Linked DNA regions of Homo sapiens: region 2 is linked to region 1. A link is an interaction called in ENCODE POLR2A ChIA-PET data of the cell type or tissue named here. Cell type or tissue: GM12878. All regions are shown on one strand.

Region 1 (4,000 bases):
TTCTGGTTTCTTTTACATTTCTTAGTTCACATTCTACTGTAAGAAAGAGCTTTCCTTCATCATCACTGGCCATCAGAGAAATGCAAATCAAAACCACAATGAGATACCATCTCGCACCAGTTAAAATGGCGATAATTAAAAAGTCAGGAAACAACAGGTGCTGGAGAGAATGTGGAGAAATAGGAACACTTTTACACTGTTGGTGGGACTGTAAACTAGTTCAACCATTGTGGAAGACAGTGTGGCAATTCCTCAAGGATCTAGAACTAGAAATACCATTTGACCCAGCCATCCCATTACTGGGCATATACCCAAAGGATTATAAATCATGCAGCTATAAAGACACATGCACACGTATGTTTACTGCGGCACTATTCACAATAGCAAAGACTTGGAACCAACCCAAATGTCCAACGATAGACTGGATTAAGAAAATGTGGTACATACACACCATGGAATACTATGCAGCCATAAAAAAGGATGAGTTTCATGTCCTTTGTAGGGACATGGATGAAGCTGGAAACCATCATTCTGAGCAAACTATCGCAAGGACAGAAAACCAAACACTGCATGTTCTCACTCATAGGTGGGAACTGAATAATGAGAACACTTGGACACAGGGTAGGGAACATCACACACCGGGGCCTGTCATGGGGAGGGGGGAGGGGGAGGGATAGCATTAGGAGAAATACCTAATGTAAATGACGAGTTAACGGATGCAGCACACCAGTGTGGCACATGTATACATATCTAACAAACCTGCACATTGTGCACATGTACCCTAGAACTTAAAGTATAATAAAAAATAAAATAAAATAAAATAATAAAAATAAAAATAAAAAAAGAAAGAGCTTTCCCACAGCTATTGTTAAAGAAATGAGCAATATACCGTGAGCTATTCTTACACTGATAGCTTTCAATTTTTTACCATGTATTTACTTAAATCAGTGTGGACTCAAGGATTACTACTGTATTCAATGGACTGTAATCCATTATGAGTGTTATTTATTTTGGTGTTCAATTGTCCTGGGTTTGGTGAGTAGGAGGCTCCTTTCAACTGGCTTCTGTGTCTTTTTTTTTTTTTTTTGAGACACAGTCACACTCTGTCACCCAGGTTGGAGTGCAGTGGCACGATCTTGCCTCACTGCAACCTCCACCTCCCAGGTTCAAGCAATTCTCCTGCCTCAGCCTCCTGAGTAGCTGGGATTACAGGCATGCACCGCCACACCCAGCTAATTTTTGTATTTTTATTTTTATTTTTTTCTTTTCTTTTATTATTATTATACTTTTAGTTTTAGGGTACATGTGCACAATGTGCAGGTTTGTTACATATGTATACATGTGCCATGTTGGTGTGCTGCACCCATTAACTCGTCATTTAGCATTAGGTATATCTCCTAATGCTATAATTTTTGTATGTTTAGTAGAGACGGGGTTTCGCCATGGTGGCCAGGCTGGTCTCAAACTCCTGACCTCAAGTGATCCACCATTCTCGGCCTCCCAAAGTGCTGGGATTACAGGCGTGAACCACCGTGCCCAGCCTGTGTCCTTTGATGTGTCCCTATCATTCTTTGGGCACTTCCTTACTTTCCGGCACAGCAAGATGCTCTAGGCTCATCTTTTCCTGCTCCTGTTCTGGAATCAGCCACTTCTCCAAGGAGTTCCTATTAGTGAGAATGATATTTAGAAACTAATATGTGGATGATAGTTGTGCTCACTGTTGCTGGGGTCTCACTGCTTCTAGACCTTCTCAGCAGACAGAATTGGGAAACGTGCACTCCTGTGTACAGACACATCTATATCTATTTCTACATCCATACATTAAAAACAATCCATTGATACTGATACTTCCAATCGCAGTCCAACACACTGAGGGTTGACTTTTGGCATTCTACTTTCCATCTTTATAACTTCTCTCTCCAAAGGGATGAAACTTGGCTCCCATTATCCACAATTTATTTCCGTATTTGCTCAAACCTAGAATACACATAGTTTCAGAATCACTAATCCAAACCACTGTGAAAAACCAGCCAACCAACTGAAGTTTAATATTAGTTCACAGTTATTATAATCCCTAGCTTAAGGGTTTAGGGTCAAAATGTCAAGTTCAAAGGTTACTAGTGTTAGTTCTCTATCCCTCTCCTATCCCCTAAGGCATGGTCACATTATTCAATTGAAATACATTTCAATTTACTTGTTTTGCATTCTTCTTTTTTAAAATCTTGTCCAGTTTATTTACTTTTTCAAGTATGTGAAACATTCACATGTTCTAACAGTCAGAACTACATAAGAAGGTATGCTCAGAGTCAGGCCTCCCCAACACACACCTGCTTTCCTCTATTCCCCGCTCCTCACCTGTGACATGCCTTTCCCATCTACCCACCCATAACCAATTTCTCTGCTTCAGGTTTCTCTTTCCTGTGTTGTTTCCCCAGTAGAAATGAGCAGATAAGGGTATTTTATATCTCCCTTTTTCCAGAAAAAGTAAGCGTATTAAGGATACTCTTGCATTTTGCTTTTTTTCTATTAACAATATATCCTGGCAATCACTGCATGTGAGTCATAGAGGTCTTTCTCATTCTTTTCTGAAGATGGAAAAAAAAGTGATGTGGCTCCATTGTGCGAGTGTATCATAATGTATTCAATCACACGCCTCTGCACAGGCATTTCGGCTATTTCCAATATTCTACAATTACAAACAAGCTTCAGTTAATAGTGGTATATATGTATTTTCATATATTGCTGGAAGTGTGATGTACATAGTTTTCTTAGACATTGCCAAAGTCCCTTCAAAACAGTTGGATGAATCTGCATTCTCATTAGCAAGGTATGAGAGGGCGTTTCCCCACAGCCTTTACCAACAGAACCTGTTGTTATGTTTTTTTAATTTTTGCCAATCTGGTAGGTGAGAAATGGTACCTCAGTGCAATTTTAATTCGCATTTCCCTAATTATGGGTAAGGTTGAACATCTTTTCATCTGTTTAAGTATCTCATATATATATTTAAAATTTGGTGAATTGTCTGTTTCTTTTCCTCATTTTCTATCCCATTTTTGGTGTTTTACCCTATATTTTTATGATTTAAAAAATAATTTTAGGGATATTAGTCCTGTCTGTAATGTATGTTGCAAATATTTTCTCCCAGCTTGGCTGTCTTTTGATTTTCTAATGATGTTTTTGACCATCTGAAGGTGTTTTTCCTTTTTATGACTGAGGCCCTACTGACCTGAGATGCCACCTGCATCATACTCAATTTCCACATGTACTTGGGTCTATGTCTAGGCTATTTTATTCTACTAGCCTGTTTGTCTACTTATGAGCCAGTACTGCACTGTTCTAATGATACAGGTTTTAGGGTATGTTTTAATGCTTGACAGGGCTAGCTCCCTTGGTAGCTTTTCTTTTTGTGGTGTTTTCCTATCCTTTAATGCATACCTATTTTTCCACATCATCACCACCTTTAAAAAGCTTTCAATAAGTGTGTTAAATTAATTCATATTTATTGATATGACTGATATGTGTGGTCTCAACTTGGTCATATCATTCTATAGTTATGTGTGTAATATTTTCAGTGTTTCTTTCTCTAGGTGATATTTTCTTTGCTTGTTTATTTATTTAGGTCTACATTTTTGTTCTCACGCTTACCCAATAGATGACAGGAACATCACTTTCCCCAGGTTGTGGCAATTAAAAATATCTCTAGGCCTTGCCAAATGTCTGCTGGGAGGCAAAAATCACTCCCAGTTAAGAACCACTGTCCTAAACCAAGCAATTCCACTCCTAGGAATAGATCCAAGAAAAACTGTAGCCCACGGGTACTATGGAATACGAACAAGAATGTTCTGAGCAGGACTGTTTATTTGATTATTTTATTCTTATTTTTTTGTGGGTACATAAGAGTTGTATATATTTATGGAATACATTAGATGTTTTGATACAGGCATGCAATGCATAATAACCGTATCATGGAGAATGGGGTGTCTTTCCCCTCAAGCATTTA
Region 2 (4,000 bases), 530 kb before region 1:
AAGTTAGGCCTGTCTCTTTCTTTCTTTCTTTCTTTCTTTTTTGAGACAGTCTCGCTCTTGTTGCCCAGGCTGGAGTGCAATGGCACGATCTCGGCTCACCGCCACCTCAGCCTTCCGGGTTCAAGCGATTCTTCTGCCTCATCCTCCCAAGTAGCTGGGATTACAGGCATGCACCACCACGCCTGGTTAATTTTGTATTTTTAGTAGAGACGGGATTTCTCCATGTTGGTCAGGCTGGTCTCGAACTCCCGATCTCAGGTGATCCGCCCGTCTCCGCCTCCCAAAGTGCTGGGATTACAGGCGTGAGCCACCGCGCCCGGCCACCTGTCTCTCTCTCTCTTAGTTTTCTGCCTGTTTTATGTTCCGTGGCAGCTGATTGGATTGTGCCCACCAGATTAAGGGTGGGTCTGCCTTCCCCGGCCACTGACTCAAATGTTAATCTCTTTTGGCAACACCCTCACAGACACACCCAGGATTAATACTTTATATCTTTCAATACAATCAAGTTGACACTCAGTATTAACCATCACAGCAGAGAACCAAATGGACTAAGTCCTTGTCCTCCTGAGCCTTAGACCGATATCTCCCTTGTGCCAGACTTAATCCCTGAGGGATTTGCATCAAATAAGACAGATGCGGTCATCCTGCCTCTCACGGTACTGTCATCTCCTCCACTTCCCAAACTTTGGCAAAGGCTGTGAGGAACAGTGGAGAAGGTAAAGAGCTCACTGCCCCTGTGCCACCACCGAGAGTGTGAAACCTGCCCAGCACTGAGTGGCATGTGCTATAAAGTATAAAATACATGCCGGACTTGAAGACTTCATGTGACCACAAAGAATGTCAGTGATCTCATTTATAATTTTAAAATATTAATTACCTGTTGCAACAGTAATATTTTTGATATAGTAGGCTAAATAAAATTCATTATTAGGCCAGGTGCAGTGGCCCATGCCTGTAATCCCAGCACTTTGGGAGGCCCAGGTGGGTGGATCACTTGAGGCCAGGAGTTCAAGACCAGCTTGGCCAACATGGCAAAACCCCATCTCTACCTAAAATACAAAAAGTTAGCTGGGTGCGATGGCACACGCTATGTAGGAGGCTGAGGCATGAGAATCATTTGAACGCATTGTGGGCGGGGGGCCGAGGTTGCAGTGAGCCGAGATTGCTCCACTGCACTCCAGCCTGGGCAACAGAGCGAGACGCTGTCTAAAAAAAAAAAAAAATCATTATTAAAATTAATTTCATCAACTTTTACTTTTACTTTTTTTTTTTTTTTTTTTAGATGGAGATTCCCTCTTGTTGCCCAGGCTGGAGTGCAGTGGTGCAATCTTGGCTTACTGCTACCTCCACCTCCCAGGTTCAAGCAATTCTCCTGCCTCAGCCTCCCGAGTAGCTGGGATTACAGGCATACACCACCACACCCATCTAATTTTTTGTATTTCGTAGAGATGGGGTTTCACCATGTTGGTCAGGCTGGTCTTGAACTCCCAACCTCAGGTGATCCGCGCACCTCGGACTCCCAAAGTGCTGGGATTACAGACGTGTGCCACCACGCCCAGCACTTTTTTTCTTTTCTTTTCTTTTGAGACAGAGTCTTGCTCTGTCACCAGGCTGGAGTGCAGTGGCGCGATCTTGGCTCACTGCAACCTCCGCCTCCTGGGTTCAAGTGATTCACCTGCCTCATCCTCCTGAATAGCTAGGACTACAGGCACACGCCACTATGCTCAGCTAATTTTTGTATTTTTAATAGAGACAGGGTTTCACCATGTTGGCCAGGATGGTCTCGATCTCTTGACCTCGTGATCCGCCCTCCTTGGACTTCCAAAGTGCTGGGATTACCGCACCTGGCCCCTCCTTTTACCTTTTTTTTTTTTTTTTTTGAGACGGAGTCTCGCTCCGTTGCCCAGGCTGGAGTGCAGTGGCATGATCTTGGCTCACTGCAACCTCCCCCTCCCGGATTCAACCAATTCTCCTGCCTCGTCCTTCCAAGTAGCTGGGACTACAAGTGCATGCCGCCACTCCTGGCAAATTTTTTGTATTTTAGTAGAGATGGGGGTTTCACCATGTTGCCCAGGCTGGTCTCGAACTCCTGAGCTCAGGCAATCCACCCACCTTGGCCTCCCAAAGTGCTGGGATTACAGGTGTGAGCCACTGCGCCTGGCTCCTTTCAATTTTTTTTTTTTTTTTTTTTGAGACAGAGTTTCGCTCTTGTTGCCCAAGCGGGAATGCAGTGCTGGGATCACGGCTTACCACAACCTCCGCTTCCCTGGTGAATCAAGCGATTCTCCTGCCTCAGCCTCCCAAGTAACTGGGATTACAGGCATGCGCCACCATGCCTGGCTCAGTTTTTGTATTTTTAGTAGAGATGGGGTTTCTCCATGTTGGTCAGGCTGGTCTCACACTCCCAACCTCAGGCAATCCGCCCACCTTGGCCTCCCAAAGTGCTAGGATCACATGCATGAGCCACTGTGCCTGGCTGGGCAAGTCACTGAACTTTCTGATGCTCTATTTTCTCGACTGTTAAGTGCAGGTATTCAAAACACCAGGTATGTTTTCTTCCTCTGACACCTTGCTGGATGCTTTGTCCCCATAGTGGTGACAGTAGGGGAAGGGAGGCTGGGCACCCACCTCCAGGCTTGCTGAGGTTTGGAGGCTTTAGTGCATGTGCTTATTTGGCTGGTTTTGTGAGCCGTGTGTTTTGTGTGGTTGGTCAGGAGCCATGATTTTGGCCTCAGTTGTCCAGGCATCCACTTTTCAACCACCATGGAGATTGAGTGCTTACTTTGTGCCAAGCTCTCTTCTCTGCTTGGGGATCCCAGCTGGAGAGACACCACAGTGCTCCCCACCCAATTTTCGCAGGTAGAAACTCTTAGGCACCAAAAGGCTAGCTCTGCTGGTTGGAGACAGAACCAGAACTAAAACCTCGGAACATGGTTGTTTTTTTTTTTGTTTTTTTTTTTTTTGAGATGGAGTCCTGTTTTGTCGCCAAGCTGGAGTGCAGTGGCGATCTTGGCTCACTGCAACCTCCAACTCTTGGGTTCAAGCGATTCTCCTGCCTCAGCCTCCCGAGCGATTACAGGTGCCCGCCACCACGCCTGGCTAGTTTTTGTATTTTTGGTAGAGACAGGGTTTCACCGTGTTGGCCAGGATGGTCTTGATCTCCTGACCTCGTGGTCCTCCCGCCTTGGCTTCCCAAAGTGCTGGGATTACAGGCGTGAGCCACTGCGTCTGGCCTGTGTTTGTTTTATTGACTGTAGTGGCCCTTCTCTGCCCAGTTCAACAGCATGGCCCCAGAGCCTGGCACAGTGAGCACCAGAGTGCAGGTGCCCAGTGAATGAACGGACGAACTTTGATTCCCAGGGCTCTCCTCTGGGCTAAGCACTTTGCAGGGATGGATGACTGCATGCCATTCTCTCCATGAGGATGGTCAGGGAGGTAGGAGATGGCTGAGCTGGATTTGAAGCCAGGTCTCTTCTCTCCCAAGACTCCTAGCTTGCCTTTTTTTTTTTTTTTTTTTTTTTTGAGACAGAGTCTTGCTCTGTCGCCCAGGCTGGAGTGCAGTGGTGTGATCTCAGCTCAGTGCAAGCTCTGCCTCCCAGGTTCATGCCATTGTCCTGCCTCAGCCTCCCGAGTAGCTGGGACTATAGGCGCCCGCCACCACGCCTGGCTAATTTTTTGTATTTTTAGTAGAGATGGGGTTTCACCATGTTAGCCAGGATGGTCTCGATCTCTTGACCTCGTGACCCACCTGCCTCGGCCTCCCAAAGTGCTGGGATTACAGGCGTGAGCCACTGTGCCCTAGCTTTTTTTTTTTTTTTTTTTTTTTGATACAGAGTCTCGCTCTGTCGCCCAGGCTATAGTGCAATGGTGCAATCTCGGCTCACTGCAACCTCCACCTCCCAGGTTCAAGCAGTTCTCCTGCCTCAGCTTCTTGAGTAGCTGGGATTACAGGCACATACCACCAGGCCTGGCTAATTTTTGTATTTTTAGTAGAGACAGG

What was found. Peaks named below come from ENCODE experiments on the same cell type or tissue, not always from the same donor. Only the 100,000 strongest peaks of a DNase experiment are listed, where the experiment ranks them.
Region 2: POLR2A ChIA-PET joins it to region 1 with 7 read pairs; 2 of 35 experiments call an interaction of 5 or more read pairs at or near these places.

What each region holds. Positions count from the first base shown.
Region 1 is chr9:131,921,372-131,925,371 of GRCh38, forward strand. The region is part of intron 4 of MED27 (mediator complex subunit 27); the gene reads right to left. Among named protein-coding and RNA genes, the nearest start is that of MED27, 160 kb to the right of the region's middle. In GM12878, no CTCF peak of the experiment used is centred here; a DNase peak (open chromatin) is centred at 1,773.
Region 2 is chr9:131,386,979-131,390,978 of GRCh38, forward strand. It overlaps a transcript of PRRC2B not described here. Among named protein-coding and RNA genes, the nearest start is that of PRRC2B, 5.1 kb to the right of the region's middle. In GM12878, no CTCF peak of the experiment used is centred here; no DNase peak of the experiment used is centred here.